2 separate regions of the Homo sapiens genome follow, and region 2 is linked to region 1. A link is an interaction called in ENCODE POLR2A ChIA-PET data of the cell type or tissue named here. Cell type or tissue: Caco-2. All regions are shown on one strand. Links, peaks and the distances in the headings refer to the core of each region. The heading gives the core; the rest is flanking DNA. Region 1 overlaps ZFP1 (ZFP1 zinc finger protein). Region 2 has its middle 20 kb from the start of BCAR1.

Region 1 (15,707 bases), core at 4,885-12,884:
TGTCCAGAGATTCTGGGGAGGCCATCTGGTGTGATCTGCAAGTGAGTTTGCTGCTGGAGTCCTCAGCCAGGATGGCCTGGTACCTGCATCAGCAGATGGGCAGACCTGGTGCTTGAGTCTACAGAACTGGGCCTGAAGCTTGGATCTACTGGAGTGGACCTGTTGATTGGGTGCATAGGGGTAACCCTGGAACTTGGGTCCTTGAAGGTAAGCCTGGAAACTGTATCCTCTTGGGTTGGCCTGAACCCTTGTTCCATGGGGGCTTACATGGTGCTGGGGTAGGCCCCGGGCTGTGTACAGTGTGCTAGGGTAGACCTGGGCAGGCCTTGGCACCATGTCAGTGCCTGTAGACTGAGGTGAGGCAAGGGCCAGCCTGGAGCCTCAGGCCAGGGGTGCTGACCTGGCTCGGGGCTGGTCTAGAACCCAGGACAGACCTGAAGCCTTGCATCTGCAGGCCTGGAACCCGACTGTGGGACCAGACCTGAAGCTTGGTGAGCCTGGACCACTGAGGTTGGTCTGGAGGTGAGGTGAGCAGACCAAGTCTGCTGTGCTGGCCTGGGGCTATGGGATTCAACCTCATGGTGGGGTCGGCCTGGAAGTTCTCTGTGGGTAGTGGCCTGGGGTCTAGGGCAGTGGGGCCTGCCTAGCTCTGAGTTTTACCCAGGTGAGAAGGTGTTTGGGATGGAGGCAAAGTCCAGTGTTCACTTTCTTCTCTTTCCCCTGTATGGAGGGTGTCTCTGTTGACACTATGGTGCCTGGGGTTGGGGAAGAGGTAATAAAAATAATGTAACACTGTCCTTCGTGCCCTCTTCAATGCATCCTTTTTTTTTTTTTTTTTTTGAGATGGAGTCTCGCTCTGTTGCCCAGGCTGAAGTGCAGTGGCACAATCTAAGCTCACTGCAACCTCAGCCTCCCAGGTTCAAGCGATCCTCCTACCTCAGCCCCCCTAGTAGGCGGGATTACAGGCACGCACCACCATGCCCGGCTAATTTTTGTATTTTTAGTAGAGACGGGGTTTTGCCATGTTGGCCAGGCTGGTCTCAAATTCCTGACCTCAGGTGACCCACCCACCTTGGCCTGCCAAAGTGCTGGGATTATAGGCGTGAGCCACTGCGCCCGGCCGCATCCTTTATTTCTACACTATACCCAGGTGCTGTGATCTCTTACTTGGTTTCTTTAGCTCTTGTGAAGGTAATTTTGTGCATGGAAAGCTATTCAAACTGATGTTTCTGCAGGGAGTCAAGTGCTAGAAAGTTCTATTCTGCCATCTTGCTGAAACCACTCCCGCTGATTTCCCTCTCTGAAGTTGTGACTCTTCACCTAATCAGCTTAAGTCCCATGGTTCATGTATTTCACACCAGTCAATCCAGGCTAAATCCAACTCTGCTGAATGTGGCTGGAACAAAACATACAACCCTGACAATTGATGTTATGTTAAACTCATGACCACTAACCTCAAGTGGGCCTTTAGTGTATCGTACATTTCCTTAATTTTTTCACTCTTCCCTATCCCCCAAACGTCTCACACCACCTCTACCATCCTCACTCTCAGCTAATAACTATGTTTTCAGTTTAACAGTGGAAATAAAAGCAATCAGACAAGAACACTCACAAGCTCTAGCATCTTCTCTGCCCACGCTCTGCCTTCCTCCTGGTTGGTGCTCCAGCGTCTGACCTCTTCACTAGTACCCTGGATCCCAGTGTCTTCACCTGCTCAGGCTCTGCTCTAGTCCATTCTCCTCCTCCTCTTCTCGTACAGCGTCAATTTTTCTACTTATCGTTCCCATGAGTATATAAATTTATCCTAGAATTTCTAATATTTTAAAACACCAAAATCCTCAAAAGCCCCCATCTCTTCAGTTACCCATCCGTTTCTCTGTGTTGGGAGACAATTCTCCATGGGTTTCTCACGTTTCTCACTATCTTACAAGTACATATGGTGATGGCTTTTGTTACAGGCTGTTTTCAGGATGAATAGCCTTAGATAGGTAATCCGTTCTCCAGAGCAACAGTTTGTTTAGCATCCAGTATAATATGTCTTCCTTCTAGACAAAGGTTTGATAGATTTACTTCTAGACCACTGTTTAAGATTCAGGCTCCCTAAACTTGGACCTCCCCTCCTGTAACTCCACCCAGCAAATGTGTATTCGAGGTCAGTACAGTATGTCTTCTGCCAGTATCCATGAAACTGGTAGCTTAACTTGTTACCTTGCAAGTAGGACAAAATCTCAGACTTTTCAGTCCTTAACACTTGGCCCCTTATTCACAGCTCCTGTTTCCAAGTTTATCTTGAATCCTCCTAGATTTACCCTGACCACTCCTTTATAACTGTTTTTTTCAAAATGACCTCACTGATGGTTAATCTCAGCATATATCCAACTTCATACAAATTATTAGTATTTGATATAGTGGCCACTCTTCTACTTCAAAATAAGTGTTTTCAGCTGGCTTCAGATACCACCCTCTACTGGTTTTCACCCTAACCCTGGTGGTTCCTTCTCAGTTTCATTTGCCAGTTCCTGCCCAGCAAACACTGGGGTGAGTGCTCGGGGCTCAGTCCTTGACATTCTTTATACTTTTTTTTCCTAGGTAATCTCACCTAGCTTTATGGCTTAAAATATTATCCCTGTGACAACTCCCAAATTTTTATTTCCTCTGAAATTGGGCTTCAGAGTCAGTCATCTTACCTCTAAACGCATAAGAGGCATGAGACAAACAGTTGCCACTTGGAATGACCATAGGGGAAGAAGGGTCCTTCTGGGAAAGCCTCATTACAGTCGGACCAGCAAGGCTGAAACTGAGATGGGAGATTTGCTGATTGTGCTGTTTCCCCTCCTGGTCCATCCTCCATCTTTCTACCCTGCTTTATCCCAGGAGGACGGCATCACCCGGGCTTCTGATTAGGTTCAGTTGATGGAGGCATCTTCAGGAGACAGCAATAAAGAGCTGAGGCTTTTCCCCCTCTGCTCCCTTTCCTGACAGTTCTGTGTTTCTCACAGTAGCTGCATCTTTGTAGAGCTTCAACATCCACTTAAGAGACACTCTTCCTTTTTATTTTTCTATCTCCTACAGGAAAGAGACCTTCCAACATTTTGGCTCTCACTGGGCTCTGAAACACCATTTCTTCCTTTGGTCCCTAGGGAGACAACAGCTTCTTGGCACTGCTGGTCTCTGGATTCCTTACCATCCGTTGTTTGTTCCCTTAATCCTTCTCTCATTCTCCAAGTCATCCTTTCATAAGGCGCTAATTCAGTTTACTGCTAAAGCCCTCACTGATAAAGCTGGTGAGGTCCACAGGTTAAAAATGGAAGGAATTCTATTCACCAGGCCCATAAAATCATATACAAAGACACACATATATAAGGGTTTATCTTTATTTTATAAAAACTGCTACACACACACATACACTCTCTCTCTCCCCTCTTGCTTTCCTCATTTGACCTAGAGAAGTTTGGAGTTTGTTCCCACACATTCTTTTCAAGGAAATACCATTCAGCCATGGTATGTTTTTACCACAATTTATTCATCCATTCCCTTACTGATGGTCTTTTTTTTGTTTGTTTTTTTGGTCCTTACCAAAAAATACAATATACATTAGTAAACATATAATCTTAAGTGCTGGCGCTTTTTATTCCTTAGGGATAGATTCCCAGGAGATTCCTAGGTTGTAAGAGTATATTAATGTTAAAACAGACTCACAATGTTGTCCAAGGAGGCTGTTACAATTTACATTTCTAAAAGCAGCTATGAAAATAACGTTTTCCCCTCCTTTGTGAGTAAGTAAGATGACAACTTAGACAAAAGCTTATTGGGCTATGGATGTTCTGGATAAATTTGTTCAGAAAGTCACTCAATATATAGTGTGACAGCACATCAATGATATCCAAAAATATTTTTTAAAAGCCAGTTTTTGGTTGCCATTTATAATTTCCAATACATGATTTGTGATTGATAGGGAAAGGCTGAACTTAAGAATTTGAAATCAAGTCTATAAAAGCAAATCTTTGAGTTACACAACAATTCTTGTTAATATCTGGAGAGACCACTGAAAAATCTGATTTTTATAAAAGTGTAAACATGTAAAGGAAAAGTAATAACTTATAACTCATGTTCCAAAGGGAAATGTTTTAGGTTGGCAACAGCAAAACTCAAGGAAGTAGAAATGCCTCCTTTAAACAACAAAATAGTGTAAAAATTTACTTCTAAAGGGGGTTATGCACGTGAAAAATTTAAAAAGCAATGAAACAGTTGACAGTTATTTAAAATAATTTTTCCTCTAAAGTCTCTGAAATGTAACATTTGTGAACTACAGAAGCATCCTACCATTTTTGCTAGACAATTCATGAAATATTAAGGGAAACAAGGAAAGACAAAAACAGGTGGTTTCTGTCTGTGTTACACAATATTTTGGTAACAGACATGCATTTGTATGCAAATATCCCACGGGAAAATAAGAGCATGACGAATGGGGATATTGTCTTTACACGGCAAACTCTTATTCTGTGGTGCATACTGAGTAGTACAGCTCATGTCTGCCTCCTTCACGTTATAGATCGGTTATTTCACATTTGCATATTTGTGTAAATAGTGCTTCTAGAAAATCTTCAGCAAACCAGAAGCAGGGAAAACTTCAACACTGTCTTCTGTTTCCTAAGAGGCAGCTCAAGAACAATGTTCATACCAACTGATATATGCCAGCAAGCAGTAGGGAAAGACGTAGGTTCCATGCTACTTTAAATGTTACACATTTCATTTGGAATGCATACTGGATTGCAGAGATACTGAAAAACACATGTGATGTTTAGTATGGAAAATCTTGTTATGTCCTAATTATCACAGAGGACAAGAATTTCAAATTCCCAGTGATTATGCTAAATTCACATGTGCAGATCTAAAGCATACCACTTGTGTTTTGTGGCATATCCACATAAAACCACTAAATTCATAGGATACTGTTTGTATATTTCTTATGCTGCTGTCTAGAATACTCAATTCATTCAAGATTTTAAAAAGCTCATTGTAGTACAACTGGGTATGGCTATTTACAACTGGATATATTCTGATATGTATTCTTTAGCTGGGTATCACATGTAACTTCCAGTATAATGTTCTCATGGGATCCTATTTTTAATACATTTTTGAGTTGAGAGATTGCATCTCAGTATGAATTCCCATGTTCCCTCAATACTGTCATGAGGTTTTTCACCCGCTTGAAGAGTTCTGGCAGGAGTTTTCCACAGTAAGACCTGGCTGGAGTTTCAGGGTTTCTCCCCGATGTGAACTCTCTGATGGACACTGAGTCGGGACTTCCTGCTAAAGGCCTTCCCACATTCGGAACACTCATATGGTTTCTCTCCTGTGTGGATTCGCAAGTGTAATCTAAGAGTTGACCTCTGGCTGAAAGTTTTGCCGCACTCAGTACATTCATAGGGTTTCTCTCCTGTATGAGTTCTCATGTGTATGATGAGCTGTGAGTTCTGGATAAAGGATTTTCCACATTCACTGCACTCATAGCGTTTCTCCCCCGTGTGAATCTTCTGATGTATGATAAGGTTTGACTTCTTAAAGAAGGTTTTTGCACATTCGTTACACTCATAGGGTCGCTCTCCTGTATGAATTCTCTGGTGTGTGGTGAGTTCAAACTTTTGGGCAAATGTCTTTCCACATTCACTGCACTCATAGGGCTTCTTCTCCATATGTGCTCTCTGGTGTACAATGAGGTTTGACTGGTGGGTGAAAGCTTTTCCACATTCCGGACACTCGAAAGGTTTCTCCCCAGTGTGAATTCTCTGATGTTTGATGAGGTTGGCCTTATGGGAGAAGGTTTTCTTACATACATTGCATTCATATGGCTTTTCTCCAGTATGTATTCTCTTATGACTAATGAGGAGTGACTTAAAGGAGAAAGCCTTGTCACAGTAAGTACAAATGAAAGGTTGAACCAAGTTTTTTATTTTCTGATGTTTAAAAATGGCTGCTTTATGGCTGAGGGCTTTTCCACTTTTATTGTATTCAGAATATTCTACTCCACTGTGGGTTTTCTCTTGCTTCAGGTAGAGAAGTGCTTTTCCAAATTCATTACACTCATCAGTCTGCTTTCCTGCATAGCTTCTATTACTATTAAGCAAGTCTGAATTATATTTCAAAGTTTTTTCATATAAGTCATATTTATAAGGTACTTGTCTTAAAGAAACAAAGTCTGTGTTCAGATTAAGTGCTTTTCCAAAGAGATCGCCTCTTTCCTCAATTGGGGTTTGGTTCTTAAGAATTAAAAATTGCCTCGCCTGCTCGTCTGGGTTTCTGTGGTCTCTCTCCATCTGGTCATCAGCCTTCCACACTTCTAGGAATAGAGAGCACAATGAAAAGAACCTTGTCAATGCCTCCGCTATAATGTTACCGAATGGGAAGTCTTCACACGTGTTCTATCACAGGGCTGACTCTTTAGTTTGGGACCCAGTCTCCCAATATTAAAAAATTCCCAGTGCAAATGTTTCCTTTCAAACTTTGAAAGAGAAAGGTAATAGCTTGTGGTTAAAAAAACAAAACAAAACCAAAATCAATACAAGTAGCATTGCCAGATCACAAAATGACCTTAAAGTGGGCAGAGAGGGTGAAAGGAGACAGAAAACAGAACACAATATGAGAAGGCTGGCAATGCCAGGGAGGGAGATTCACAGTGTTCTTAAGGACACTGCAGTTAGCACAGAGACCGAGAAAGTAAGCAGATGAGGGAATTAAGGGGAAACACCTAAGCAGATCTCGACTAATAGTATTATTTGCTAAACTCGGACTACTATGGTAGAACCAGCACCAGTCTGCATAGTTCTAAGCTTTTTCTCCTTTTTTTCTACTGTTCATCTTTACCAAAATGATTTCCAGAGAACAGCACTTCTCATAGGTTTGCAGTGACAACCAGATAGCAGAGCTCCAAATCTCTTAAGTGAGAATCTTGCAAATGGTAAAATCCAGAAACTCATTCGCTAAGAGATACACAACCCTTACCACAGGATCACTAACTGCTGCTGGTTTTATTGCTTTTTTTTTTCTACTGAAGTTGCTGGGAGAGTGAACATGTTTTCACTATCATATCCTACTTTTCTTCCATTCCTATTTAGAGATAGGGTCTCCCTCATTTGCCCAGGCTGGAGTGCAGTGGCACAATCATAGCTCACTGCAGCCTTGACCTCCTGGGCTCAAGGGATACTCTCAATATTCCAGGCATGAGCCACCATGCCCAGCCTACTTCTTTCAATGTGTTCAGCATCTTAAGGATAAAGTTACCCAGGTTCATTAAGTCAAACAACAGATACTGGCAAGGCTAAGATACACTGTTGGTGGGAATTTAAATTAGTTCAGCCACTGTGGAGAACAGTCTGAAGATTTCTCAAATAATTCAGAACTACCCTTTCACATAGCAATCCCATTAAAAATCATCTGGCCAGGCACACTGGCTCATGCCTGTAATCCCAGCACTTTGGGAGGCCAAGGCAGGAGGATCACTTGAAGTCAGGAGGTCTTATTTTTGTTTTTTTGAGATGGGGTCGGTCTCTGTTGCCCAGGCTGGAGTATAATGGTGTGATCTCAGCTCACTGCAACCTCCGTCTCCCGAGTAGCTGGGATTACAGGCACATGCCACCATGCCCGGCTTATTTTGTATTTTTAGTAGAGAGGGGTTTTCACCATGTTGTTGGTGCTGGTATTGAACTGACCTCAGGTGATCTGCCCGCCTCAGCCTCCCAAAATGCTAGGATTATAAGCATGAGCCATGGCGCCTGGCCTGGGGTCAGGAGTTCTACAGAGAACTTGTCTCTACAAAAGTAAAAAATAATTAGCAGGACATGGTGGTGTGTGTCTGTGATCCCAGCTACTCCAGGCTGAGGTGGGAAGACTACTTGAGCTCAGGAGGTGGACGCTACAGTGCACCGTGATGTCACCACTGGATTCTAGCCTGGGTGACAGAATGAGACCCTGTCTCAAAAAAAGATTCTACCAAAAAGACACATGCCCACTCATAGGTTCATCACAGCACTATGCATAATAGCAAAGACATGGAATCAACCTAGGTGCCCATTAATGGTGGACTGGAAAAGAATGGTACATGTACAAGACACAACAAAGTTTAAGATATGTTAGGAAAGTTTCAGGGTTCAAGTGTGAGAGGCAAATATCTATAAGATTAAACAGGAAAAAAAAAAAGGTAAGCAGGGAGAGACGGATATTTGGAGGTATGCTTCAGAGATTGAGGTACAGGTCATCTGTCCTCAGCTATACTTAAGTGTTAGGGATTTGAAAAACAGATTGCTGAAAAGTATTTCAAAGGTACTGAGCTGCTCATAATCGTCTGGATACTAATTCCACTGGCTTCTGCTTCTCCCTCTCTCCCGTCCTATCTCCCTTAGAATGTTCTGAATTGACAACTCTATGCTACCCAAAACTCTTCTGGTTGCTCCAACTTGAAAATTGCATATGGCTTGACAGCCATTTACTAATGGGACATAGCTCCTAATTGCCTGGACTTCAGAAGCCTTAAAGGAAAGGAGATGATAGAGCTTTAAAGGCTGCAAGATCTCTCAGGTTTAATACCTGAGGACTTAGGCCAAAAACATTTAGTAATTCAGAAGCTCATTTCTGGTCACTGAGACAGGACATAAATACCTCTAGGCACATGGTGAGCTGTACCTGAAAACCGTCCTTACCCACTGAAAGTAAGTTGCTATAATTCTCCAGCATCACATCCATGTATAGGATCCTCTGAGAGGGGTCCAGTTGTTCCCATTCCTCCTGGGTAAAGTCCACAGTCACATCCGTGAATGAAACTGATCCCTGAAATGGCATATTGTTATTCATCCTAAGATGATCATTTGGTGATATAGAAAGGATAGATGAAAACTTTATGTCATTCATCATGAAAATCTATATATTACACCAACGATACATCTTGTTCACTGTTTTTGTTCATGTCTTCCAAAATATATTTTTATAAATAGTTGAGATTTATTCAGATTCCCCTATATCTCTGGCACTGTCATATTTGATAGGTGTCTCAGATTAATAAAACACTATTGGCCAGGCATAGTGGCTCACACCTGTAATCCCAGCACTTTGGGAGGCTAGGTGGGCGGGGGAATCACTTGAGGTCGGGAGTTCGAGACCAGCCTGGACAACATGGTGAAATCCCATCTCTACTAAAATTTAGTCGGGCATGGTGGCACATGCCTGTACTCCCAGCTACGTGGGGGAGCTGAGACAGGAGAACTGCTTAAACCCGGGAGGCAGAGGCTGCAGTGAGCCAAGACTGCACCACTATACTCCAGCCTGGGCAACAGAGTAAGACTGTCTCAAAAAATAAACACTGTTTCTGCTCTCAAGATGTGTACTGTGAGACAAGCACATTAGATATTCATTGTTACCAGTGTGCTAATAAAGCTCACATAGGCATTATTTCTGTGACATCGATGTTTAAATAGTCAAAGTTTTAACTCTTTAAGGCAGAAGATGAACTTCCAACTGTAAAATACCAGGTACAAGTAAGGATCTCTGTCCTTCCATCCCCTCATTCAAGCCATAAAAATGGTAGAAAATTTTTTTAAAAAATACATGGTTGAATTTAACAGGCCAGAATGGCTGAAGAAATGATTAGTCAAAAAATGTCAGTAAATATCTAAACTGAAATGCAAAAGGTACATTAAGGAGCCTAAAAGATATGTGGGACAAGCTAAAAAGGTCTAATATACTTGCAGCAGGAGTCCCAGCAGAGGCAGTGGAAACAATATTTGAAGAGATAACAGCTGAGAATTTTCCAACACACCCCACACCAGGCTATAGTTTTAAAACCAGCAACCCCAAGTACAATAAGTACATTAAAAAAAAAAAATACTCAGCATATAACAAAACTGATTTAAAACCCCAGAGGTGGCCAGGCTCAGGCCTGTAATCCCAGCACTTTAGGAAGCCGAGGTGGGCGGATCACAGGTGTTCGGGACCAACCTGGCAAAGATGGTGAAACCCCATCTCTACTAAAAATACAAAAATTATCCGGGTGTGGTAGAGGGCGCCTGTAATCCCAGCTACTCGGGAGGCTGGGACAGGAGAATTGCTTGAACCTGGGAGGTGGAGGCTGCAGTGAGCCCAGACTGCCCCACTGCACTTGAGCCTGGGTGACAGAGCAAGACTCTGTCTCAGAAAAAAACCCAGAGGAAAAAACAGGTATTGCCTTCAGAGGTACAAAAAACCTGACAGCTAATTTCTCAACAAAAACAATGGAAGTCAGAAGACAAATCTTCAAAGGGCTGAAAGTATTTAGAATGAGTTGGTTGACAAACTTTTTCTATAAAGGGTCAAGTAAGTAACTAACTAGATTTTTCCTTTTCAGGCTACATGTAGTCTCTGCTAAAACAAACCGACTTGGCCATCATACCACAAAAACAGGCATAGGCAACACGTCAACAAATAGGCATGGCTGTGTTCCAATAAAACTCGATTTATGGAGGCCGGGCGCGATGGTTCATGCCTGTAATCCCAGCACTTTGGGAGGCTGAAGTGGGTGGATCACCTGAGGTCATGAGTTCAAAACCAGCCTGACCAAAATGGAGAAACCCCGTCTCTACTAAAAATACAAAATTAGCCGGGCATAGTAGTGCATGCCTGTAATCCCAGCTACTCAGGAGGCTGAGGCAGGAGAATCGCTTGAACCCAGGAAGTGGACGTTGCGGTAAGTCGAGATCGTGCCATTGCACTCCATCCTGTGCAACGAGTGAAACTCCGCCTCAAAAAAAAAAAAAAACTTATGGAAACTAAAATCTGAGTTTCATATTTTTATTTCAAATCATTTTCACAGCACAAAATATTCTTTTGATATTCCCCCCCTCAACCATTAAAATTAAAAACCATTCTTAGCTTGTGGGTCACATAAAAACAAGGCAGCAGCCCATCTGGACAACGAGCCAGAGTTTGACACCCCCGATCTAGAATGATGACTAGTACATAATAGATGTCAAGTATCAGGCATTATTACCACTATTCAAAGATGTACCAAAACCAAAATTAAGCCCAGCAAGAATCAGTTGGATGTGCAAAAAAAGCAACAGCAAACCAGCAAAACATATTAAAAGTATGCAAATATGGAATGGGAAAGGAAGTTGTTTTAAACTAATTTCTGGATGTCATCAACTTAGAAGTTGTGGCAGGAAGAAAGTACCATGTTTGGAAGAAAAATTCTGATTAACTTTTGTTTAAAATAGGAAAGTACTGAAAAAATATAAACCTTTAAAGGGTGGAAATAAGCAGAGAAGGAAAAGCAGATAAAATCAGTAATCAAAATAAAAATGGGATAAATGTCTGTTAAAAGACTAAGACCTTCAGGGTTTAAAAACCTACATATAATTTTTACAAGAGGCAAATTTTAAAAACAACACAAACTTCAATGATCCAGCTAAAATATAAACAAAGTAACAAAGCCTGAAAACAAAAGGCACAGGAAGCTGTCCACAGGAACATCAATAAACAGAATTCCAAAAAATGCACATAACATGACCCAAAATTCTATATAATCCTGTTCATGATATAAAAGTGATTAAACAAAGAGCATGGATACCCCACACAAAACATACTGGTTATCTCTATGATGGAAAGACTGGCTTTAATGGTCAAGAAAATTTTAGGATTGAGTGAGGTGACATAAACAGTGCCGGTGCTGTGGCTCATGTGTGTAATCCCAGCATTTGGGAGGATGACGCAGGAGGACTGCTTGAGCTCAGGAGTTTGAGACCACCCTGGGCAACATGGCAAGACCCTGTCTCTACAACAACAGAACACCTAGCTGGACGTGGTGGTGCACACCTGTAGTCCCAGCTATGTGGGAGGTTCAGGTAGGAGGACAGCTTGGGCCTGGGAGGTCAAGGCTACAGTGAACCGTGATCATGCCACTGCACTTCAGCCCTGGAGACACAGCAAGACCCTGTCTCAACAACAACAAAAAAAAAAGGCTGGGTGCAGTGGCCACACCTGTAATCCCAGCACTCTGGGAGGCCGACGCAGGTGGATCACCTGAGGTCAGGAGTTTGATACCAGCCTGGACAACATGGTGAAACCCCGTCTCTACTAAAAATACAAAAATTAGCCGGGCATGGTGGTGGGCACCTGTAGTCTCAGCTACTCAGGAGGCTGAGGCAGGAGAATTGCTTGAACCCGGGAGGCAAAAGTTGCAGTGAGCGAGATCATGCCACTACACTACTACACTCTAGCCTGGGCAACAGAGCAAGAATGTACTCAAAAAAACAAAACAAAACAAAAAAAACAACAATGCACGCTGGGGAGGGCAGATCCTCATATGATAGAGACAGTAAGAGACAACATTAATGTATGATTTTTGTAATATAAAAAACATTGGCCGGGCGCAATGGCTCATGCCTGTAATCCCAACACTTTGGGAGGCCGAGGCAGGTGGATCACGAGGTCAGGAGTTCGAGACCAACCTGGCCAACATGGCGAACCCCGTCTCTACTAAAAATACAAAAATTAGCCGGACGTGGTGGTGGGCGCATGTAATCCCAGCTACTCGGGAGGCTGAGGCAGAAGAATCGCTTGAACCCAGGAGGCGGAGCTTGCAGTGAGCCAAGACTGTGCCACTGCACTCCAGCCTGGGCAACAGAGCAAGACTGTTTCCAAAAAAAAAAAGAAAAATTACATTTTAATACATTTAAAATATAATACAAGTAATATAAATTTTAAAACCACAGCCATATAAAAGAATGAAATCATATCCTTTGCAGCAACATGGATGCAGGTGGAGGGTATTAACCTAACTGAATTAACACAAACAGAAATCCAAATAGCGCATATCCTCACTTATAAGTGGGAGCTAAACTCTGGGTACTCACGAACATAAAGATGGTAACAACAGACACTGGGATCTACTGGTAGGGAAGGGAGGGGCAAAGGCAAAAACTATTGGGTACTATTCTCACTACTTGGTGACATGATCAATCATACCCCAAACGTCACCATCATAAAAATATCTATGTAACAAATCTGCACATGTACCCCCAAATCTCAAATAAGTTGAAATTATATTTAAAAAAAATCTTCAACATACACAATACATGGAAACGTCAAAATGTTAGGCACTGACTAGACAGCAAAATAGGCGGATAATTAAGTTGACCTATACTTGGGCTGGACGCAGTGGCTCATGCCTGTAATCCTAGCACTTTGGAGCCAAGGCAGGTGGATCACTTAAGGTCAGGAGTTCAAGACCAGTCTGGGCAACAGGGCGAGACCCCCATCTCTAAAAAAAAAAATACAAAAAGCCCAGCTTGATGGTGCCTGCCTGTAGTCCCAGCTACATAGGGGGCTGAGGTGGGAGGATTGCTTGAGCCAAGGAGGTCCAGGCTGCAGTGAGCTGAGATTGCACCACCACACTCCAGCCTGGGTGACAAAGTGAGACCCTGTCTCAAAAGCTGCACCATACTGAAGTTACTTTCAACTGTTTTAATACATAAAAATATTTCGGCTGGGCACGGTGGTTCACGCCTGTGATCCCAGCACTTTGGGAGGCCGAGGTAGGCGGATCACATGAGGTCAGGAGTTCGAGACCAGCCTGGCCAACATGGGGAAACCCTTTCTCTACCAAAAATACAAAAATTAGCCGGGCACAGTAGCGGGCGCCTGTAGTCCCAGCTACCTGGGAGGCTGAGGCAGGGGAATCGCTTGAACCTGGGAGGTGGAGGGTGCAGTGAGCCTAGATCGTGCTACTGCATTCCAGCCTGGATGACAAGTGAGACTCCATCTCAGGAAAAAAAAAAAAAAAAAAAAAAAAAATATATATATATATATATTTCATAAAACTACTATGCTTTATTTGTATTTCTGTGAAATAAAGAAATCTTATAATCTACCATGCATAATGGAAGAAAAAAATTCGAAGGAAATTTCAGAACACCAGCTGCAAAGAGAAAAGCCTGTGAGTTTCAGGAGAGAATAGGTTACAAGTAAGAAGACTGAAAGCCTTCAGACCTCTTGACTACACCAGAAAGCAGTATCTTCAAAATTATCAGACAGGCAAACCATAAAAACTGGACAAAATAAATAATTACTTGCAAGCACAGGAGAGCAATCACTGTAGGGCTACAATTACCAAAAGGCATCTATGAGGAGAGCCACACATTTACGATCATGCTGAACCATGGCACAGAACAACAAAGCCCAAGCAGAAGTGAGTGTTGTTGGCCGGGCGCAGTGGCTCACGCCTGTAATCCCAGCACTTTGAGAGGCCGAGGCGGGGAGATCACTTGTAGCCAGGAGTTCGAGACCAGCCTGGACAACGTGGAGAAACCCCGTTTCTACTAAAAATACAAAAATTAGCCAGGCGTGGTGGCGCACACCTTGTAATCCCAGCTACTCGGGAGGCTGAGGCAGGAGAATCGCTTGAACCCGGAAGGCGGAGGTGGCAGTGAGCCAAGATGGTGCCACTGCACTACAGCCTGGGCAACAAGAGCAAGACTCCATCTTGAAAATTAATTAAATAAATTAAAAAAAAATACAAACTGGTGTTTGGGTCTGTAAAGCAACTAGGATCTAGGGGCAATGCTATGGTTTGAGTATTTTTGTCCTCTCTAAAATTTCATGTTGAAACTTAATCCCCAATTAAGTATTGGGAGGTGTGGCCTTTGAGAGGTGATTGGATCATAGAGGCTCCTCCCCTTGTGAGCGGGGTTAGGAGCCCTTCTAACGGGGCTTGATGAAAGGAGTTCATCTCCTTTTTTGCCCTTTTGCTTTCTGCCATGCCAGGACACAGCACTCCTCCCCTCTGAAGGATGCAGCATTTCAAGTGCCATCCTGGAAGAAGAGACCAGGCCTTCACCAGCACCTTGATCTTGGACTCTCAGCTTCTAGAACTGTGAGAAAATAAATTTCTTCCTTTTTTTTTTTTTTTTTTTGAGGCAGTCTCGCTTTGTCACCCAGATTGGAGTGCAGTGGCATGATCTCAGCTCACTACAGCCTCCACCTTCCAGGTTCAAGTGATTCTTGTGCCTCAGCCACCTAAGTAGCTGGGGTTACAGACAAGTGCCACCACACTTGGCTAATTTTTGTATTTTTAGTACAGATGGGGTTTAGTACAGATGGGGTTAGCCACCACACTTGGCTAAATTTTGTATTTTTAGTATAGATGGGGTTTAGTACAGATGGGGTTTAGTACAGATGGGATTAGTACAGATGGGGTTTAGTACAGATGGGTTTAGTACATGTTGGCAAGACTGGTCTCAAACTCCTGCCCTCAAGGGATCCACCCACCTTGGCCCTTCAAAGTGCTGAGATTACAGGCATGGCTACCTTGCCCAGCCAAGAAAATAAACTTCTGTTCTTTATAAATTACCTAGTCTCAAGTATTCTGCCATGGCAGCACAAAATGGAGTAAGACATAGGATGATGGCGCTACAGAAGCCATAGAGAAGCCTTAACATTCTGCATAAAGATTCACCTCAAATCTTTGGCTAGTTCCTAATATGTGTAGGTGGAGGGCAAGCCTCCAAGACAACTAGTGGCATCGACTGTGAGACTGAGAGCTGACTAGAGATTTCAGAGGTTGCATAGTGCTGAGGAGCTGGGACAGTCTGAATCCAGAAAGATAGAGATACTGGCAAACAGTTGAGATGCCACAAAAGCCATGCCCTAGAAGGATGGAGCACACCCTAGGAGAAAGGAGTATG
Region 2 (15,707 bases), core at 2,968-10,967, 110 kb before region 1:
TATTCATTGAGAATTTGACAGCAGAAAAATGAAAGAAAATTTAAATCTCCTATAACCTTCCTAACAGAGAAAACTACTGTATACACTTTGGAATATTATTTCAGCCATTTTTTATGTGTTTAATGTGTTTTTCATACCTTTTTTTGTTTTTGTTTTTGTTTTTTGAGACAGGGTCTGTCACCTGGGCTGCAGTGCAGTGCTGCAATCATAGCTCACTGCATCCTCGACCTTGGCTCAAGCGACTCTCCTGCCTCACCTTCCTGAGTAGCTGGGACTACAGGTGTGCACCACCACGCCCGGCTAGTTTTTGTATTTTTTTTTTGTAGAAACGGGATTTTGCCATGTTGCCCAGGCTTGTCTTGAACTTCTGGTCTCAAGCGATCTGCCTGCCTTGGCCTCCCAAAGTGCTAGGATTACAGGCATGAGCCACCACGCCCAGCCACCCACACCTTTTCTTAACATACTTGGGATTTAGTGTACCTGTGCAATTCAATACAGAAGTCACTATCACCTGCAGCTCTTTAAATGTTAAATTTGTTAAAATGTAAAATTCAGTTCTTCAGTTGTGCTAGTCCAAGACCTCATGTGTTCATTAGTGGCCTATGGTTATTGTCTATGGAATAAGGGACCAGGCAGGTGCAGAACATTTCCATCATCACAGTCCTATCAGCCTGCCCTGGTGTGTGCAGTTTTAACCAAATGCTACGCGCTGAGCATTTCCCTATTAAATATTCTCAACATTCTTTGAGTACATTATTATTATTATTATTTTGAGGGAGGGTCTTGCTCTGTCGCCCAGGCTGGAGTGCAGTGGCATGATCTTGGCTCACCGCAACCTCTGCCTCCCAGGTTCAAGCGATTCTCCCACCTCAGCCTCCTGAGTAGCTGGGATTACAGGCATTCACCACCACGCCTGGCTAATTTTTGTATTTTTAGTAGAGACGGAGTTTCGCCATGTTGGCCAGGCTGGTCTTGAACTCCTGACCTTAAGTGATCCACCCTCCCAAAGTGCTAGAATTACAGGTGTGAGCCACTGCACCTGGCCGAGCACACGGTTTTTAAGGGCTGCAGAGCATATGCCATTTGTGGTTGTGCCATGGTTTATTTTACCGATCTTCCACCATTGGCCATTCAGGTCACCCACTGTTGTGATTATGAATGATGCTGTGGTGCACTGCTTTAGCCCTTTGATAATTTTCCACATTCCTGATTCTCTTTTTTTTGAGATGAAGTCTTGCTCTGTCGCCCAGGCTGGAGTGCAGTGGCGCGATCTCTGCTCACTGCAAGCTCCGCCTCCCGGGTTCACGCCATTCTCCTGCCTCAGCCTCCCGACTAGCTGGGACTACAGGTGCCCGCCACCACGCCCAGCTAATTTTTTGTATTTTTAGTGGAGACGGGTTTTCACCATGTTAGCCAGGATGGTCTCGATCTCCTGACCTCGTGATCCGCCCGCCTTGGCCTCCCAAAGTGCTGGGATTACAGGCGTGAGCCACCCCGCCCGGCCATCCACATCCCTGATTCTTTCTAGATTATTTCTATGAGTGAGTTTGTTGTGTTGGGCAGGGCACGTATTTTCAAGGCCACAAAATGGAATGCCCAGCTACCTCCCAGAAAGTTCTCTCACTTGGACAGGGCAGGTGTGCCCCTCTCTGCTTATGTGAACCCTCTGAGAGGAGAGGACTCATCGAGGAAGCCCTGCCTGTCTGAGCAGAGAGCCTGGTGCTTTGGGAGAGACCTACCTGAACTAGGAGGAGAATGGCCATCCAAGGAACAGACTGGAACTAGATTGTCCCTGAATTCCAGAACCTTCTGCCATATCAGCCCAGGGCTCTGTCTCTGAAGGCAGCATCTGGACAGGGGAGAGATATGCTGCCCCAGGGACCCAGATTCACTCAAGCCCAGCCTTGTGGTACATTCATCTGTGAGTTGCTGTGAATGTGCTTTCTGAATCCCTCTATCCTCTCACCTCTCAGGGTAAGTGAGTTCTGTTCCATTAAAAAGGGGGGTTTTCCAGGCTGGGTGGCTCACACCTGTAATCCCAACACTTTGGGAGGCTGAGGCAGGAGGATCACAAGGTCAAGAGTTCGAGACCAGCCTGACCAACATGGTGAAACCCCGTCTCTACTAAAAATACAAAAATTCGCCAGGCGTGGTGGCTTGGTGTGCCTGTAATCCCAGCTACTCGAGAGGCTGAAGCAGGAGAATCACTTAAACCAGAGAGGCGGAGGTTGTGGTGAGCCAAGATCGAGCCACTGCACTCCAGCCTGGGCGACAGAGCAAAACTCCGTCTCAAAAAAAAGAAGTGGGGTTTGGCCAGGCACGGTGTGGCTCATGCCTGTAATACCAGCACTCTGAGATGCTGAGGCGGGTGGATCACTTGAGCCCTGGAGTTCAAGACTAGCCTGAGCAACAGGACGAAACCCCGTCTCTACCAAAAACAAAAATTAGCCAGGTGTGGTGACACACACCTGTAATCCCAGCTACTCGGGAGGCTGAGGCACGAGAATCGCTTGAACCTGGGAGGCGAAGGTTGCAGTGACCCGAGATCGTACCACTGCACTCCAGCCTGGGCAACAGAGCGAGACTCTGGTGTGGTGGCTCACGCCTGTAATCCCAGCACTTTGGGAGGCTGAGGTGGGCGGATCACCTGAGGTCAGGAGTTTGAGACCAGCCTGACCAATGTGGAGAAACCCTGTCTCTACTAAAAATACAAAATTAGCCGAGCATGGTGGTGCATGCCTGTAATCCCAGCTACTCAGGAGGCTGAGGCAGGAGAATCGCTTGAACCCGGGAGGCGGAGGTTGTGGTGAGCCAAGATCACACCATTGCACTCCAGCCTGGGCAACAAGAGCGAAACTCAGTCCCCACACCCCGCCCCCCAAGAAAAAAAAAAAAGAAAGAAAGATTCTCCAAGAGAGGTGTTTTAACTTCCCAAAAAAAAGAGAACCTGCTATTAGAATAAATTGAAGTTGCCACCTATGTCTCTGAATTGTATTATAGGCTTTTTGTTTGTTTGAAACAGGGTCTCACTTTGTCACCCAGGCTGGAGTGCAGTGGTGCAATCTTAGCTCACTGTAGCCTCGACCTGTCAGGCTCAAGAGATCCTCCTGCCTCCGCCCCCAAAGTAGCTGGGAATATAGGCACGCACCATGACACCCAGCTAATTTTATCCATTTATTTATTTTATTTTTGAGATGGAGTTTCGCTCTTGTTGCCCAGGCTGGAGTGCAATAGTGCAATCTTGGCTCACCGCGACCTCTGCTTCCCGGGTTCAAGCAATTCTCCTGCATCAACCTACCGAGTAGCTGGGATTACAAGCATTCACCACCACGCCCTGCTAATTTTGTATTTTTTTAGTAGAGACAGGGTTTCTCCATGTTGGTCAGGCTGATCTCAAACTCCCGACCTCAGGTGATCTGCCCGCCTCGGCCTCCCAAAGTGCTAGGATTACAGGCGTGAGCCACCGCGCCCAGCCCTGACACCCAGCTAATTTTTTTGGTATTTTTTTGTAGAGACGGGATTTTATCATGTTGCACAGGCTGGTCTCTAACTCCTGACCTCAAGTGATCCACCTGCTTTGTATTCTAGTTTTACATTTTGAAGAATTTAGGACCTTTTTGTTACTTATGAATACAAAAGACATGTTATTAAATGGATTGCTACTTTTAAAAAATTTCGTACTTTTGACCCAGTAATTCAATGTCCAGGAATTTATTATCAGAAAATACAGTAATCAGATTGCAGAGAAAGATCCGCTTACAAGTATACTCATCTCAGCATTATTTGTACATTATTTGGTCCAAAATGGAAAGAACCGCAACACCCACATGCAGAGAATGGTTAAATCAGGTGTGGGAATCCTGTACAATGAATGATTGATTATTTTACCGCTTTTGAGGCCAGGTGCATTGGCTCAGGCCTATAATCCTAGCACTTTGGGAGGCTAAGGCGGGAGGATTGCTTGAGGCCAGGAACTCGAGGCTGCAGTGAACTACAACTACACCACTGCATTCCAGCCTGAGTGAAAGAGTGAAACCCTGTCTCTAAAAGTAAAAAATAAAAATGAAAGTTATTCATTGAGCCCCTACTATTTGTCAAGATGATTTCAGCCCTCACGGAGTTTATAGTTCACAGGAGCAGATAGACAGCTATTGAATACACAAGTAAATATATAATATCAGGAAGTGGTAAATACCACAAATAAAAATTCCTCCCATTTGTTGGTTTCCATGTACCCAGCCCTGTGCTAAATGTTTTACCTAGATTATCTCATTTAATCTTCACAGCAACCTATGACAAGATAATATTTCCATTATGACCAAAAGTAAATCAGGGAAGGCATCCTGAGAAGGCAACCTTGAGCAGACCTTGAAGGAAGGAAGGAAGGAAGGGGTGCATCAGAGGAGACTCTGGGGGCCCGTATCAAGGGCAGAAGAGCAGTGCAAAGGCCCTGGGGCAGGAAGGCACCAACTTGAAGCCAGCACGGTTCAACCTAGCAAGGCTAAGCCATGAAGAGTGGAGTTTGCAACCCTGGCTGCACATGAGAAGCACCCAGCCAGGGAACTATATTATTATTATTATTTAAAATATTGATGGCTAGCTGTGTGTGGTGGCTTATGCCTGTAATCCCAGCACTTAGGGAGGCTGAGGTGGGAGGATTGCTTGAGCTCAGGAGTTAGAGACCAGCTTGACAACATAGTAGACCCTGTCTCTACAAAAAAATTTTTTTTAATTAGCCGGATTTAGTGGTACACACATGTAGTCCCAGATACTCAGGAGGCTGAGATGGAAGGATCACTTCAGCACAGGAGTTCAAGGCTGCAGTGAGCTATGATCACACCACTGCACTCCAGCCTGGGTGATAGAGCAAGGGCGTATTTAAAAAAAAGAAGAAGAAATTGATGGCTGAATCCTACTTCCAGTCCCACTCAATCAGAACACCTCTGAACGCGTCTAAAATGCCCCAGTGATTTTAGTGTGCAGCCTGGGGCTGAGAAACACACATGTCAGGCCTTGTAGATCTCTGGGTTTTGTTCTGAGTGGACAAAGAAGACATTGGACAGTTTCAGCAGGAAAGGGACATGGCCTAATAATTTTTCTTTTAATTACTTAAAGGTGGCCGGGCAGGGTGGCTCACATCTGTAATCCCAGCACTTTGGGAGGCCGAGGCAGGCAGATCACCTGAGGTCGGGAGTTCGAGACCAGCCTGATCAACATGGAGAAACCCCATCTCTACTAAAAATAAAAATTAGCTGGGCATGGTGGCACATGCCTGTAATCCCTGCTACTCAGGAGGCTGAGGCAGTAGAATTGCTTGAACCTGGAAGGTGGAGGTTGCGGTGAGTCAAGATTGTGCCATTGTACTCTAGCCTGGGCAACAAGAGCAAAACTCCATCTCAAGGAAAAAAAAAGAAGAAGAAATTACTTAAAGGCTCTGCAGAAAAGCAGTTTTAGGGGCCCAGGTGAAGGTGGGAAGGCCAGTTGGAGGTCATTGTCATGATTTGAGGTGGCTTGTACCAGGGTGTAGACATGGAAGTGGGGAGAAGCAGCCAGATTCTTGATGTACTTTGAGGTAGACCCTGGGAGGTGAGTCGCCCCTGACTCATCGTTTAAACTCCTGTTCCAAGGCCACCTCCTTCAGGAAGCCTCTGCCAATCCCTGGCAGGCCAGGAGGAAAGGCCCCACAACTCCGGCTACTCTGTCGGAGTCGGTCGGAGTCGATCTCCGCATATCCGGGCTTTATCCTGACTTTCACAGAGATGTTTCCCAGACGGATCAGGAAGACCTCAGTGAGCATCGCTCCATTGCTTCAGGAGGTCTGTCATCTGGAAAATGTACAGCTCTCTCTGGAATCTTCTGCCAGACATTCCCCTGTCAAACATTGAGCCCAAGGGCCTTGTATAAAGGCCCTGCCCAAGGTTATCCAAGAGACCAGAACTTGGGCCAACCTCCAGCATCCTAACTAGTCTGTCGTCTGTTCAGCTCCATGGAGAAACACAGGCGCATCCTTTCGGAGGAGCGGGGCTGTCTGCTGCCATAGCGGAGCTCCAGAGGCAGAAATGCAGGCTGGTGGTGTGAGGCTGGAGAGACTGAGTCAGACCGCGACCCCCACAGCATCAGCGTTTAACTGAGAGCTTCCTGCATACCAGGTACCGAGACAGCCCCATACACCTTATACCTGAGTCCTTCCAGGGCTGCGGGAAGTGGATGCCGTGTGTCCCAATCAGGGCCATGGCGGTGCACAACTCCAGGGGCACCATTCACAGAGCAAAATAGAGCGGCCACTCCCCGCAATGTGAGGTATTGGCTGCTTTCTCCTTCCTCCCTCCCTCTCTCCCTCCCTCTCTCTCTCTCTTCCTCTCTCCCTCTCTCTTTCTCTCTTTCTTTCTTTCCTTCTTTCTTACCGAGTCTCGCTTTGTCACCCAGGCTGGAGTGCATGGTGCGATCTCGGCTCACTGCAACCTCCGCCTCCTGGGTTCAAGCTATCCTCGTGCCTCAGCCTCCCAAGTAGCTGGGATTACAGGTGCACAGCACCACACCTGGCCAATTTTTGTATTTTTAGTAGAGACGGGGTTTCGCCATGTTGGCCAAGCTGGTCTTGAACTCCTGACCTCAGGTGATCTGCCCATCTCAGCCTCCCAAAGTGTTGGGATTACAGGCACGAGCCCACCACGCCTGGCTTCACTGCTTTATGGATCCTGTTTTACACATGGAGAGGAAACATGCTTAGAGACTATGAAGATCATGCTGAAGCTCACACGGCAGGACCAGAACCCAGGTCAGCCCCACCCCGCCCTGCCCTGCCACTGGAGGTCAATGGCGACAGGAGCCTGGGTTCTTGCCAAACTGCAGACCTCACTCCCCACAGTGAGTTCCTTCCTGTTTTCACAAGGATCGGTCTCACTCTCGGGTAACAGCGAGATTTTCCTAGTGCCCCCCACCCCCCACTCCAACCCTGGGCGGACCCTTGGCCTCAGGCAACATCACAGGGCAGCTGCCGGGGGTGCCTGGCATTCAAGCCTTGCTGAGAACATGAAACTGCTGCTCTGGGGACTCGCACTGGTGACCCCAATGTGGCAGCCGCTCTTTCGGCTCTTCAATAATTTAGAGAATGCATACAATTCAGCGGGCAGTTTCATCTCTGGGTTCAGAAACACAATGCCCTGGGGATTGCTTCCAGCGAAGAGTGAAATTCCACTTGTCACAGTGACAGAGGATGTGAGCCTGTTCCTGGAAGGGGCTCTGGTCTCTGGGTGTTTGCGAACATCCTAGAAGACAGGAGGCCGGCAGCCAGCGTCCTGGGAGCTGGAGGGTCTGCCCCAGCTCAGCTGTCCAAAGATGGGCCTTCATGCAAAATCCCTTTCCCCCTGCCTCTTGCTTGTGGGGAAGAGAGAGGTGACTGCACAGACTGTTGTGTGTGGCTCCACATTTGCATTTGATGCCTAGCTGCACCCCTGACCCTGGCCTCCCCCCATGTCAGCTCCTGGGAAAGACCCTTGCACCAGGCCCCAGAGGGTCCATGGGAACTTTCTAGGACACTTGCAGTTCCTAAAACTTGGCAATTGCATTTTTCCCTTAAAAAAAAAAATTATTCTTTGCCGGCTTGGTGGCTTATAGTCCCAGCACTTTGGAAGGCCGTGGCAGGAGGATTGCTTGAGCCCAGGAGTTTGAGATCAGCCTGGGCAACATAGTGAGACCCTGCCTCTACAAAAAATAAAAAACAAAATTAGCCAGGGGTGTGTGCCTGGGATCCCAGCTACTTGGGAGGCTGAGGTGGGAGGATTGCTTGAGCTCATCGGAGTTGAGGTTGCAGTGTGCTATGACACCACTGCCTTCCAACCTGGGTGACAGAGTGAGACCATGTCTCCAAAAAGAACAAAAAAACAAAAATTGTTCTTTAAAAAAATTACACTTGAAAACATGATGTTAAGTTAAATTAGCCAGACACAAAAAGACAAATAATATATGATTGCACTTATCCAAGGTACAGAGAATAAGCAAATTTATAGAGACAGAAGTAGAATGGGGTTTACCAGGAACTGAGGGGCCTGGAAGCAGAGAGTTATCATTTAATGACTACAGCATTTCTGTTTAAGAGATGAAAATGTCTGGAAATGGACAGTGATGGTTGCACAACATTGTGAATGTACTTAATGCCATGGAATTGTACACTTAAAAATGGTGAAAATGGTAAATTCTGTGTTATGTATATTTTATCACAATTTTAAAAGTATGTTTACTGTAAAAACAAAAAACTGGGCGGGGCGCGGTGGCTCATGCCTGTAATCCCAGCACTTTGGGAGGCCGAGACGGGCGGATCATGAGGTCAGGAGATTGAGGCCATCCTGGCTAACAAGGTGAAACCCCGTCTCTACTAAAAACACAAAAAATTAGCCAGGAGTGGTGGCAGGCGCCTGTAGTCCCAGTTACTCGGGAGGCTGAGACAGGAGAATGGCGTGAACCCGGGAGGCGGAGCTTGCAGTGAGCCGAGATCGCGCCACTGCACTCCAGCCTGGGCGACAGAGCCAGACTCTGTCTCAAAAAAAAAAAAAAAAAAAAAAAAAAAAAAAAAAAAAATTGCACAAGTGCACTGGTGCAGTGGCACATGCCTTTAATCCTAGCACTTTGGGAAGCCTGAGGAGGGAGGATCACTTGAGCTCAGGAGTTTGAGACCAGCCTGGGCAAAATGGTGAAACTCCATCTCTACCAAAAAAAGAAAAAAAAAATACAAAAACTAGCGGAGGGTGGTGATACACGCCTGTAGTTTCAGCTACTTGGGAGGCTGGGGTGGGAGGATCACTTGAGCCCAGGAGGTGGAGGCTGCAGTGAGCTGTGATGGCACCACTGTGCTCCAGCTTGGGAGACAAGAGTTAGACCCTGTCTCAAAAAAATAAAAATAGGCTGGGCGGGGTGACTCATGCCTGTAATCTCAGCACTTTGGAAGGCCGAGGTGGGTGGATCACGAGGTCAGGAGTTCAAGACCAGCCTGGCCAACATGGTGAAACCCCATCTCTACTAAAAATACAAAAATTACCCGGGCGTGATAGCAGGTGCCTGTAATCCCAGCTACTCGGGAGGATGAGGCAGGAGAATCACTTGAACCCAGGTGTCAGAGGTTGCAGTGAGCCAAGCTCGCACCACTGCACTCCAGCCTGGGTGACAGACTGAGGCTCTGTCTCAAAAAAATAAAATAAAATAAAATAAAATAAAATAAAATAAAATAAAATAAAATAAAAATCCATAAGTCCATACTGATATAAATAAATTATTGAATAAATAAATAAATGAGGGAGAACAGGCAATCTCTCATCCAGAAGAATTCCAAATCATCTCCATAGAGTCCACCCTCAGGAGGTGGAGCATAGGAACTCCCTCCTCCTTGGCTGTGGATGGCACACAGGGACTTCCTTCCAGGAAGTACCCTACAGAAAGCAGGGGGAAAAAGAGTCGCCTTACAGTGGAGAACCCTGACAAACACTCCCTCAGCCAGGTGGTCAGGGTGAGCCTCAACAGTGATCATACTTCATGTTGTCAGTATGCACCCCAATATGATGGGATGAAAATGGCACTTGACCTCTGGGGTCTTCCTCCCCAAAACCCACAACCCAGTCTAATCGTAAGAAAAACGTCAGACAAATCCTAATTGAGGGACATCTATAAATGTTTTATTTCATTCTGTAAATGTTTCCCGCACACCTCAAAACTGTCAAGGTCATCAAAAACAAAGTCTGAGAAACTGTCACAGCCCAGAGGAACCCAAGGAGACGGTGGAATCTTGGTTGGAATCCCAGAACAGAAAAAGGACGTTAGGTAAAAACTGGAGAAATCTTTGGCCAGGCGCAGTGGCTCACGCCCGTAATCCCAGCACTTTGGGAGGCTGAGGCAGGTGGATCACTTGAGGTCAGTAGTTCAAGACCAGCCTGACCAACATGGTGAAACCGCATCTCTACTAAAAATACAAGAAAAAAATTGGCCCGGTGCGGTGGCTTACCCCTGTAATCCCAGCACTTTGGGAGGCTGAGGCAGGCGTGTCATGAGGTCAGGAGTTTGAGACCAGCCTAAGCAACATGCTGAAACCCCATCTCTACTAAAAATACAAAAAAAAAAAAAAAAAAAAAAAAATTAGCCAGGCATGGTGGCGCGCGCCTGTAATCCCAGCTACTCAGGAGGCTGAGGCAGGAGAATCGCTTGAACCCGGGAGGCAGAGGTTGCAGTGAGCAGAGATGGAGCCACTGCACTCCACCCTGGGAAACAGAGGGAGACTCCATCTCAAAAAAAAAAAAATTAGCTGGGCATGGTGGCATACCCCTGAAATCTCAGCTACTTGGGAGGCTGAGGCAGGAGAATCGCTTGAACCCGGGAGGCAGAGGTTGCAGTGAGCCAAGATCGTGCCACTGCGGTCCAGCCTGGGCAAGAAGAGCGAAAGTCTGTCAAAAAAAGAAAAAAAAGAGAAATCTGAATCAAGTGTGGACTTCAGTTAACAAAGATGTATCAGTATTGGTTCATTACTAATGCCACATGTTCCATGCTGAGTTGTTTTTTTTTTTTTTTTTTTTTTTTTTTTTGAGATGGAGTCTCCTTCTGTCGCCCAGGCTGGAGTGCAGTGGTGCGATCTTGGCTCACTGCAACCTCCGCCTCCCGAGTTCAAGTGATTCTCTGGCCTCAGCCTCCCAAACAGCTGGGATTACAGGTGTGCACCACCACGCCCAGCTAATTTTTGTATTTTTAGTAGAGATGGAGTTTCACCACCATGTTGGTCGGGCTGGTCTTGAATGCCTGACCTCAGGTGATCTGCCCACCTTGGCCTCCCAAAGTGCTGGGATTACAGGCATGAGCCACTGCGCCCCACCTGACGGGAGATTATTACTAGTGCCGGGTAATCATTGCACTCTCCCAGGGCAGGAGCTCCTTTGCCAGAGAAGTCCCTGGTCACCTGAAGGGGGGTACAGGGAGATAAGGAGCCACTTCCCAGCCCTCAGCCCCTCTAGACATGGCAAGGCCCTGGGGACAGAGGCCAGCTTGGATGTCAGGAGAGCTGGTTGTGAAGCTTGTCTCTGCACAGATTTACTCCATGGCCAGGTCCAAATTCCTTTCCCTCCAGAGGCCAGGGACAAAAATAGTCCCGGTGTGAGGGCCTCGCTTAGCTCTCAAGGACCCTCTCAGGGCGCTGGCACCTGCTCTGGCAGCCCAGCTGTTGCTTCTGGTTGGAACTGCCAGCCTTGAAGCCCCAGAGGCTGTTCCCTATAGGACGGAGTGAGTCATCCTGGGATCATTTGCCTGCCAGGAGTGGGTGAGGGAGGAGCAGCCGCCGCCTTCACAGACACCTGGTAGTGTCAGGAGAGGGCATGCACTGCCCTGGTGAGGCTCCTCTGGCTGCCCCCAGGCCCACACCCAAGGATCCCTGCCTCAGAGTAAGTGAGGGCTCTAGCCAGGGTCCCCTCTCTCCCTGCTAAGGGCTGAGTTACTGATGCCCTAAATAAGCAGCCCCTGGGGCGGTAAGAGGCAGGATGAGATGGATTGGAGGGTCCAGCTCCATCTGCGCCCCTCCCTTGGGCTCTCCTTTCCCTGTGCCCAGGCAGGTAGAAGGGATCTTTCTCCACCGCCCGCCCCATTCTGGCTGGGGCACCTAGATATGGGGGAGATGGGAAAGGAGACAGGAACAGTGGGCCCCAAGCAGGAGCAAGGGAGGGAGGTGGGGTCTGGGCGAGGAGCAAAGGAGAGGGCCAGGGTGGTGGTGGGTGGGGGCATCAGAGACAGCAGGGCGTGTGGCCAGGAGCCCGGGCGCCAGGCAGAGCTGCTGCTCCCAGCTCAGGAGCCCCTGTGCCAGCTGGATGCGGGCGGGTGGGCACGGGCAGGGCCACGTGCCAGACATGCACAGAGCGCCCTTTGAGGAGGTGGCAGCTGTCGGTCCAGGCCCCCCACCCCCCCCCCGGCTTGCTGTGGCCCTGCTTGGCCCCTCCAACAATGCCTTGCTGAGCACTGGGCTGCGGACGCTGATGTGCACAGTTGGGAACCCCACTCAAGAGGTGAAGGGGCAACCATACTCTACTGGAGCAGGGAAGGACCCCTCATCACTGCCAGAACAGGGACTTGGGTCTCTCGTGGGAGGCCTGGATTTCCCTCTTTCTCTCATACCTCATACCCCCTCATTGCTGCTGGCCTCTTGGGATCCTCACCGGGACACTCCTGGAGAAAAGATCAAGGCTGCACGCCCCTTGGGGAAAAAGGCTGAAAACCCAGTCGGTGACCTGCTACTGGGGGCTTTTGGGAGCTGGGGGAAGTCAGCCTGCTGCCTGGCTCTGCTTCCTCCATCCAGCCACCGTGGCCTCCTGGCACAGCATCCCTGGCAGGCAGAAGGGCCCGCCCCCCACATGGGCACCCACACAGAGATTCCCTAGGCAGCTGGAGCTTTCTGCCCCCAGGTCCCCGCCATGAGCCCGGGCTGCGGCAAACCAGCCTCATGGAGCTGGCTCCGTCTTTCCTCCCTGGGGTGGGCAGCGCTGACCTCCGGGACAGTGCTCTGGACCCCAGCCCCACTTGCTCTAGATGCTCACCCACCGTCCCCAGGAAGCAGAACAGAGGGGTCGGACCCCTGGTCCTTCCTTTGAGTGGGTGAGGGATCTCAGTGCCTGGGCCTATGAAATGTAACGGGGCATCAGCAAGGCCTGCCTGGCAGGAGTGGAGCGATGGGGACGAACATGCACGTGCCCAGTGGCTGCAGGTGCCATGTGTGGGCACCATGGTAGATGCGAAACAGCTGAAATTGGGGGTGTTTAGCCTGGGGAAAGGAAGTCTCAGGCCCACGAAGGCTCGTCTTCCAGCCTCTGGGAGGACGGTGGGCTGAGGGTGGGCCCAGGAGTGGGGGTTACAGGGACACAGGATCCTCCCTAGAAGCCAGGTCAGATGTCACTGTCAGGGCGACCCCAGGATGAGCTAGACTGTTTCCGGGGTGGGGAGCTCCTCTTCCCTGGGGGTCTCGGGGCTCGCTCTCAGCTGGGGGAGGGCAGAGGGGCTCCGGGAGGCCTGCTATGCTGCCCCGCGATCACCTTCCGCCGGCCGAGCCCTCCCGGTCTGCGCCCGGACACAGGGCCTAGGAGCCCGGCCAGGGCCACAGGGCAGTGTAGTGTTGGGGGAGGGGACTGGTTGGGCGACCCAGAGCTGGTGCGACTGGAGGTGGCCCGCGAGGGATCGGCGAGGAGCGGAGGAGACCGCGCCTCCCCGCCGCGTTGGGCCGACAGAAAAAGGCCTAGGTCCGGGGTCCTCACCTTTAACGCGTCCCTGGCCGCGGAGACGGTGGGGGGGGCGGCGCGGGCGGCGCATGCGCGGCGCGGCTGGAGCGGCCGGACAGTCCGGCGTCCGGGAACGCTCAGGAGCCGGAGGAGCCGGAAAGCGCCGGGACCCCTCGCGGGGCCTCTGAGCGGCGCGGGCGGACCCGAGCCCCCAGCCCGCTGGCGCCGCTGCCCGCCAGGCCCCGGGGGCGGCGGCCAAGATGTCCGTGCCTGTGAGTACCGCGCCGCCCGGGACCCCGGGCCGGCTGTCCCCCGCCCGGCTGCGACCTCGCCCCGCCCGCTGCGGGCCTGATGCCGCGTTGGCTCCCGGACTGGGGGTCGCCTCACTGGGGCCTCCTCGGCCCCGGGGGAGAGCGCACCGGCTGGGGGAGGCTCCCCCAAGCCGGCCTCTCTGCCCCCGCCTTTCCATCCTCTTTCAGGAGAGCTGGATCGGGCTGGGGTCCGTACTGTCCCCTCGGGGAGCCCCCCAAGATGGCTAGGTCGGGAAGACTCTTTGTTGGTCCCCGGGAAACCCCTGGGACAGCTGGGCCAGGCAGGAGTCTGTTGCCCGCCAGGACCCCGCACCAGGACGGCTAGGCCTAGCGGGGAGGGGTCTCTGCCGCTCCCGCGACTCCCCTCCGGGACTGCTGGGCCGGATGAGGGGGTGGGAGGCCTGTGCTGTCCCGCAAGACCTCCCTCGGATTGCTGCCCTGCGGCGCTCCCGGGACTCCCCCGGGGTGGCCAGGTTGGGGCGCGGTCTCTGCCAGTCGCCGGAGCCACCCCTCCCCCAGGACGGCTTGGCTGGATGGGAGCCGTGCCTGCCCTCCACGGCGGATGGGCTCACTTTCCTGGGAAGTTTTCCTCTCGCTGCGGAACCCCCGGGGCCCTGACTGGCCGCTTCCTCCCCGCTGGCCGTAGGGAGTTTTCTGTCCGACACCCCCTCTTCCTGGCCGGGCAGCCTGGCTTCGGCAGACCCCCGGGCCATGTTTCCACACTTGGGCACTGGCATCTCTGAGCATCTCAGTCTCACCTCCTGAGAACAGCAAGTGATCCTGGCTACCCCGGGTAACCAGGCCTCAGGTGCAGGCCCCACATGACAGATGGACAGACTGAAGTGGGAGGTGGGAGGCGGACACCCCGGCGTCCTGCCAGGAAGGGACACCATCTGCACCTGGCGAGCTGTGGCCTCCAGCCATCGTTTCCCTGCCTAGTTAGGGGCTTTTCCCTCCAGAGCCCTGTCCACTCTGGCCTTGTTTCTGGAACTGCTCCTCACCCGGAGGACCCCATCCTTTCCGTGAAGCAGGCAGTGGGGGCTTTCTGGCAAGTGGCCTCTTCATTAACTATCCCAGAGTGAGTGCAGATGACCAGAGGGAAGCTGGCCAAGTGCAAAGCATTGTTATTGTGGAATTAAAGAGCCCGCTCCTGCTCGCCTCCAGAAGTGGTAATGTATTTACAGATGAAAAAATGAGGGCTTCCAGACTGTGCTGATGTGAGCCCCGCCATCCGTTCTGGTTCAGAGCATAATCGTCTCGTCTTCAGAAAGAAGGAAGACAGAACATGCCTGCCAAGCCCTTCCTCTCTTCTGTTCTGCTCTCCTGGAAAGTTCTGGACTTCTCTGGCCCAGGGCCTCAGGGGACTGGCCAGCCCTGCTCCTGTGGGCACTGGGCAGAGGGACAAGGCGGACCACCTGAGCCTGCTGGAGGGCCGGTATCCCAGGGCAGTAGTGATTAGGGAATGTCACTCTGGCCACATCCCAGCCTGGGCGGGCCTCTATGGGGAGGTCCCCGTTTGATTTGGTTTGGTTGTCCACAGTCAGAGCCAAGCTCTGGGCATGGAGTCTGGGATGGCACCCTGACCCCTTGCCTTACAGGACTTTGGGCAGCCTTCTTTGGCACTGTGCCTCATCTGTAACAAGAGAGGAACAGCGGGCTGGGTAGGACTTGGACAGATAGGCACTGTCGTGGGGACCTGCAGCCTGGCCACACCATCACGGGCTCTGAGTCATCTCCTACCCTCTCCCTTGTAGTCACAGCCCAGGAGAATTCTGCTGGGGGTGGGCAGAGGTCTTTGCCATCTGCCCCCTACGTGGCTGGCTGGCAGATCACCGTGGCTCTCTCTCCTGGGACCTTGGGCAGTGTGTGAGGTGGTGGGGCCAAGAGGAGAATTCATTTTTGGAACAGTCTTGAAGTGTTCGGAAAATTGCTTTCATGTGCTGAGGAGGCCCTGCGGAGGCTTCCAGACTGAGCTGCCTGCTCAAGCCCTGCCCTTGGAACCCAGAGTGGCGACTGCTCAGGGACACGTCTGGGTTTTAAGCACACCCATCCATTTGGGCAGTCTTTTCCTAGATGGGCTGACGCAGCAGGCACTTTGGCCCACAGAAATTATAAGATGCTTCAGAAGGGGATGGGAGGGGAAGCAGGGTGAGAGATTGGTGGGCTG

Evidence for each region. ChIA-PET counts read pairs that join two places held together with the same protein. Peaks named below come from ENCODE experiments on the same cell type or tissue, not always from the same donor. Only the 100,000 strongest peaks of a DNase experiment are listed, where the experiment ranks them.
Region 2: POLR2A ChIA-PET joins it to region 1 with 9 read pairs; 2 of 35 experiments call an interaction of 5 or more read pairs at or near these places.

The regions. Positions count from the first base shown.
Region 1 is chr16:75,159,886-75,175,592 of GRCh38, reverse strand. ZFP1 (ZFP1 zinc finger protein) reads right to left here. Exons shown (of 4, transcript NM_153688.4): 3 at 8,697-8,823; 4 at 3,359-6,340. The coding sequence ends at 5,259. Among named protein-coding and RNA genes, the nearest start is that of ZFP1, 19 kb to the right of the region's middle. In Caco-2, for the core only: no CTCF peak of the experiment used is centred there; no DNase peak of the experiment used is centred there.
Region 2 is chr16:75,263,619-75,279,325 of GRCh38, reverse strand. It overlaps a transcript of BCAR1 not described here. Among named protein-coding and RNA genes, the nearest start is that of BCAR1, 20 kb to the right of the region's middle. RefSeq lists enhancers at 6,713-7,251, 14,336-15,133, 15,134-15,707 and silencers at 13,050-13,109, 13,290-13,409, 13,480-13,549, 13,800-13,889, 13,900-13,989. In Caco-2, for the core only: no CTCF peak of the experiment used is centred there; a DNase peak (open chromatin) is centred at 7,073.